Regions from separate parts of the Homo sapiens genome. Here region 1 is linked to region 2. Evidence: chromatin contacts called from ENCODE Hi-C or POLR2A ChIA-PET data. All regions are on one chromosome and are shown on one strand. Each heading gives the region's core, a stretch centred on a gene start or an enhancer-like site at or near the end of the contact. The rest is flanking DNA. Distances are from core to core; before and after follow the strand shown.

Region 1 (2,717 bases), core at 20-2,519, 300 kb before region 2:
GTCAGGTGCTTGACTGACAGATAACTGTGACGATCATGGGCTTGTGATGGCAAAGGGCAGGGGTTTTTTTTTTTTTAAGCAACTGTAACTCCCTCTAAATCTCCTTTTGACATTTGCTTCTGTAATAGAAATGCTAATCTTTCTAGATGTGTGGTAGTGACAAAGAGGAAAATAATCCAGGGAAGGGAATTGGAGCAACAGCAGGGAAAGAAGTTCCAGTATTATTTCTTGTTTTGTTTTGTTTTCAGACAGAGTCTTGCTCTGTTGCCAGGCTGCAGTGCAGTGGCGTGATTTTGGCTCACTGCAATCTCCGCCTCCCAGGTTCAACCGATTCCCCTGCCTCAGTCTCCCGAGTAGCTGGGACTACAGGCAGGCGCCATCGTGCCCAGCTAATTTACTTTTTGTATTTTAGAAGAGACGGGGTTTCACCATGCTGGCCAGGATGGTCTCGATCTCCTGACCTCATGATCTGCCTGCCTCAGCCTCCCAAAGTGCTGGGATTACAGACATGAGCCACCACGCCCGGCCCCAGTATTGTTTAAGTAAGAAAGCTAATCCAGCTTTTCGTAATCCAGGGTAAAATTTGTCTATCTGTGGGACACCACTAACAGGATGCCCTGATGCCTCCCCAGGTTCAACAGGGAAGAGGCGGGCAGGCAGACAAGTAAAATTAAGGATTTGGGGTCCAGATATATTTTCCCATCTCTGGGTTATATGGACTGTGTGAGCTTGGAAAAGCCATTTAATCTTTTTAAGTCTCAGTAAATAAAGACTACACTTTCTTTACGTGAAAGTCAGTAGAATTAAATAATAGTATGTGTGAAAAACCCTCAGCTGTGCTGAGACGATCCCTTTAACATGAACCATCCAGTCAGTCTCATCCCGCTCCAAATAAGGCACTTTGGAGTCATCTTCACTTCCCTTCTAGTTTTATCCTTCAAATCTTCCTTTTCATCCCACACACCACAAACACAGTCGCAGCTACCCCCTTCTTTCCCTCTGTCCTTGATAGACAACCCCTAATCTCATTTCTTCTCAGCTTCTGTCTCCTTGGTAAGAAATCTGACGAGATAAATAGTATATACACCTGCTAGGATAACGCACAGTCCTCTCAAGAAGAAACGACCCTGTCAGTTGTTTTGACCTTATGCAAACACGAGTGAAACTTGTATTTCATTGTGTTCACTTTGAGAACGGCATCCAGGAACGGAACGCAAGGGCTCCTGCTAGTGACGGATGGTCTATTTCAAGTGTTCAGAGATTCCAGACTCTACATGAAATGGCGCCACCTTGAGGCTCAAACCTTATTGTTGGCGTTCAATTTAAGAAAAACTCATCAGACATCTCCTACTACAGGCCAGCCTTTGGTAATTAAAAGAATAAAACGGGCCGGGCGCTGTGGCTCACGCCTGTCATCCCAGCACTTTGGGAGGCCGAGGCGGGTGGATCACCGAGGTCAGGAGTTCGAGACCAGCCTGACCAACATGGTGAAACCCTGTCTCTACTAAAAATACAAAAATTAGCCAGGCCTGATGGCGCGCGCCTATAATCCCAGCTACTCTGGAGGCTGAGGCAGGAGAATCGCTTGAGCCTGGGAGGCAGAGGTTGCAGTGAGACGAGATCGCACCACTGCACTCCAGCCTGGGTGATAGAGCCAGACCCCGTCTCAAAAAACAAACAAACAAAAAAAACAAAACAAAACAAAAGAAAGAAAGAAAGAAAAAAAAAATGGCCACGTAAACCAACCTATACATAGGAGGCTTTTTGGAGGACATGATGAAGAGGTGAAGAAAGAAAGTACCTAGGCTGAAGGAACAGTCTAACCTCCAGCTACCTGGCATAGAGTCAGTGCAGAAGAAGACCTGATGGGAACTCAGCAGAGTGGACTCCTAGGAAGAGGGTGAGAACTGCAACCAGGTGAACCAAGACTAGGGAAACTGCTTCTGATTATGCACAGGGGATAAGATCCAGCCCCTGGGGAGCGGTGGTTAACAACAAGTACACATCATGTAAGTGCCCCGGGCACCCCTTAGTGCAAGGGGAGCTATAATTCTACCAGAACACTCTGGATGTATACATATGTTCACACAAGACCTTCCTTGTGGATTAAGACAATATAACAGCAATTTGAGAAAGAAGGTGGCTCAGGGGACACTATCCCACACAGTGCAGACAGGAAATTCTGAGCGGTTTATCATTTGGTCAGTAGGAAGTCATCAGGAAGTCATCAGAAAGTCATGAAAGTCTAGAATCAGTGGCTTGCTCACCAGCTGTAAAGGAGACAGTCATGAGTTAGGGATCAATAATTGGTAATTATCAGAGATCAATAATTAGTAATTTGACAGAGATTTACCAGGGAGGAATCAAAATTCCCCACCTCTGAAGGGTGGCGGGGGGATATTTTTACTGTGTCTCAAGATCCTGCTGGCTCCTTTAAGCCATATGTGACATATTAATCATCTTTCCACATACAAACATGCACTTGAATGACCCCTCTAGAGTCATTTAAGGACAGGCTAGGGCCATTTTTAATATGCTAAAGAACAGAGCACTTTCCCAGGCTTAGGGACTGTGGATGGTCCCAGAGACTCCAATGGTCCAGGAAGTGGAAAGTCCTCACCCATGACACTTACTTTCCTCCCAGGACTGGAGGGCAAAAGAGGAAAACAAGAAAAATATGGAGAAAATATGAAGAAAAAACAAAAGAATGTGACAAT
Region 2 (2,731 bases), core at 1-2,500:
CTCCACACACATACAAGGTGGCGCTGAGTGTTGCTGCCCATGAACTTCTCTTCCGAGACAGCCAGAAAGCTCCTCAGTGCTAAAGCTGATCACCGTAGTCTCACACCTGCTTCCTCTCTGTGAGGAGGGGCCGTCTGCACATTCCCATGGACTCTTGCGGCTCTTCCCAGGGGCTCCCCTTCTAGAAAGTTCTCTCTGACCCGCAGGGCTCCTCCCCTTCCCTGCCCAGCCTGTGACTAGGGTCTCTGTGACGGCACCTGGAATACTGACATCATTTGCTGCTGGAGGCTGGTGGCAGCCCAGAGCCTGGCCCGGGAGACCCTGGGGTGTGTTTTCTGAGAGGATGACAGACAGGGTGTTTGGGTCCTGCTTCCCTCACCCTGACTTCTGGGGCAGGAGAGCACTGGGGGAGGTCCTGTTCGGCTCACATAATCTCCCAGACCCAGGAGCAGACAGCCCAAAGCTCCCTATGGCCTCCCGGCCCAGGGCAGTGCCAGCAGAGGCCTCCTGGTAGGGCCAGGGAAGCAGAGGGTGGCAGCCCCTTCAGCTTGGTTGTGAGTGAGATGCCTGCCCTCCTCCGGGTGCCACCCAGCCCCACCGGATCCACTCAAGTCAGACAGACTTGGGGGTGGGGTGGGGTGGGGGCAAGTCCTGTTTCTGCCAGGACGCAGGCTGTGTGACCTTGGGGGAGTTCCTTGACCCCGAGCAGCAGTACCTAGGGTGATGGAAGAAAGGCTCTTAGCAAAGGGCACAGCAGCAGGCTCAGTTTATTCACAAATTTTGTGCACACAACCCAATTCCCCAGGATGACCATTTGCTCTGTCACCTAGGGCAAGTTCTTTTTTGCCTTCCCTGAGCCTCAGTTTTCAGCCGAGGGTAAGATTGGATGCTCCTTGAAAGGTACTTCCTGCCTCAGACACACGCTTCTCATGGCCAGGGCGTGCCTTGCATTCAGGGTCTCTGCACAGGCTGGTCCCTCTGCAGGGACTCCCCCTTCCTGTCACCGCCTGTTTAAATCCTGTTGGCTCCTAGTGCCACGCGGGCGCCCTGAGCCAGCGCAGGCTCCGAATGGCATTCCCTCCGTCCACACCCTGGTAGAGATCGCTGTGCGCTGGCTCCGAGGCGCTCGCCAGGGAGATGCTAACACCGAGGATCCACGACAGCTGAGCCTGCAGCGCCACCCAGGGGCGCCCGGAGCATCTGCGCCAGTGTGGGGCGGGCCGTGCTCCCTACTGTCCCTGGTAACTTGCTTTGCGGACCCCTGGGAGGCCCCGCCTTCAGCAGCCACTCCTAGATTTCTCCAGACCACCTGGGACCCATCACTGGCAGGGGAATCTTTGCTCTTGTCCCACTGTCCCCCATGCTAGATCCCCTGGGAACAGGTCACCCTCAGTCCTGAGCTGAGCTCCCCCTTCTCCATCTGTAGGTCTCCTAGTCTCAGAACAAAGGCTTAGGGCACAGGGGCCAGGTTTGTAAAAGGAAAGAGGCTTTGGTGGAACCTCTGAACCTCTGAGAAACCGTGTTCCTTTTTTATTGTCTGTACAAGAGGCGTGGGCCCGGAGGAAAAACAGCTCCCGAGGGAAACCATAACCGCAGTGTTGGTTTGTTCCTTTGATCATCAACATTTGCTACGGGTCTCCCAGCCCAGGCAGATGTTGGAAATGATGATGCCCAAGAGCCAGCCCCTGCCTGGTGTGTTGGGAGTAGCTGGAGGGGAGCAGGGCGTCAACAAACTCTTTTGTGACGGGACAGGCCATGGGTTTCTCAAGGTTCCTCCCCCCACCACACTATGTCCTCAGGCAATGAGCCACCACAACTACTGGGAGCTTGGCCTATTCCAAGCTCTTGGCTGCTGTCACTCTTTCTCTTGGACACTTGCTCTTGAATGGGACGATTTAGAAGAAAGACCTGAACGCCTTTAAAATCCAAAGCAAAGTGTTTGTGATGGTGGAGGACGATGGGGACGTGATCCTGAAATCTCAGCACGCTGGGGGGCTGCTTGTTCCGTGTATGCACTGGCCACATGAAGCCAGTCTGCTGAGAAAAGGAAAACCAGTCCCGAGGGCAGTGGCGTTTCAGCCTGGGGCAAGCCATCCCCACGGCGCCCCATTTCCCTCTCAGATGTTGGAACAGGGACTCTTTGAGAGGCAGCTTCTTTGGCCAGAGGGGCACACCTCTCGGGGGAGGGTGCAGCCTGGCTCGCTGAGGAGTCCCGATGGGCCCAAGGCACTGTGTCACATAAGCAATGGCCAGCCACTCCTGATGGCAGCCCAAGCCCAGCCCCAGTGGCTGCCAGCTCTGCCCTGGTCCAGCTTGGTAAAGGCTTCCTCTCCCCTCCGAGTAGGCACGAGGGCTTCGGAGTGTCCAGCCAGACACCCCGAGGATCCGCCTGTGGTGCCACAGCACCCTCCCCCGCCCCACACACACACAGCTTAGACTTGGGGCGCTGCAGATGTCCCCGCTACCCACAAAGCTGATACCCTTTTATCTGCGTAGCTACACTGCCCTTATCTCCTCCTCAGAGACTAACTGCCCTCCACTGCCCCCACTCCTCCAGCCAGCCGCTGGGCCTCCTGGGAGCTGTCTGACATTTGACGTGATGGGGGCAGGGTCTGGGAACCAGCCCTTTCTGTGCAGGAGAGGTGGCCAGGAGCCTGCGGGTTAGGAGCAGGGTCCTGCTGCTGTGTGGCCTGCGCAGTCCTGTCCTCTCTCTGGGCTCAGCCTCTTCGCC

Evidence for each region. A loop is a pair of places that touch in the nucleus more often than their neighbours do. ChIA-PET counts read pairs that join two places held with the same protein, here RNA polymerase II (POLR2A). Pooled maps may share reads with other maps.
Region 1: a pooled map shows a loop between it and region 2 (11-fold over the local background). The contact joins two enhancer-like sites. A Hi-C loop is called at or near these places in 4 of 50 pooled maps. POLR2A ChIA-PET finds 5 or more read pairs at or near these places in 3 of 52 experiments (BJ, H1 and WTC11).

Annotation. Positions count from the first base shown.
Region 1 is chr11:62,169,948-62,172,664 of GRCh38, reverse strand. No RefSeq gene overlaps it. Among named protein-coding and RNA genes, the nearest start is that of SCGB1D1, 19 kb to the left of the region's middle. Within about 2 kb of position 1,269, at least 2 of the 41 ENCODE cell types and tissues checked have a DNase peak (open chromatin) inside an H3K27ac peak, as active enhancers do.
Region 2 is chr11:61,869,755-61,872,485 of GRCh38, reverse strand. No RefSeq gene overlaps it. Among named protein-coding and RNA genes, the nearest start is that of MIR6746, 7.2 kb to the left of the region's middle. Within about 2 kb of position 1,250, at least 12 of the 41 ENCODE cell types and tissues checked have a DNase peak (open chromatin) inside an H3K27ac peak, as active enhancers do.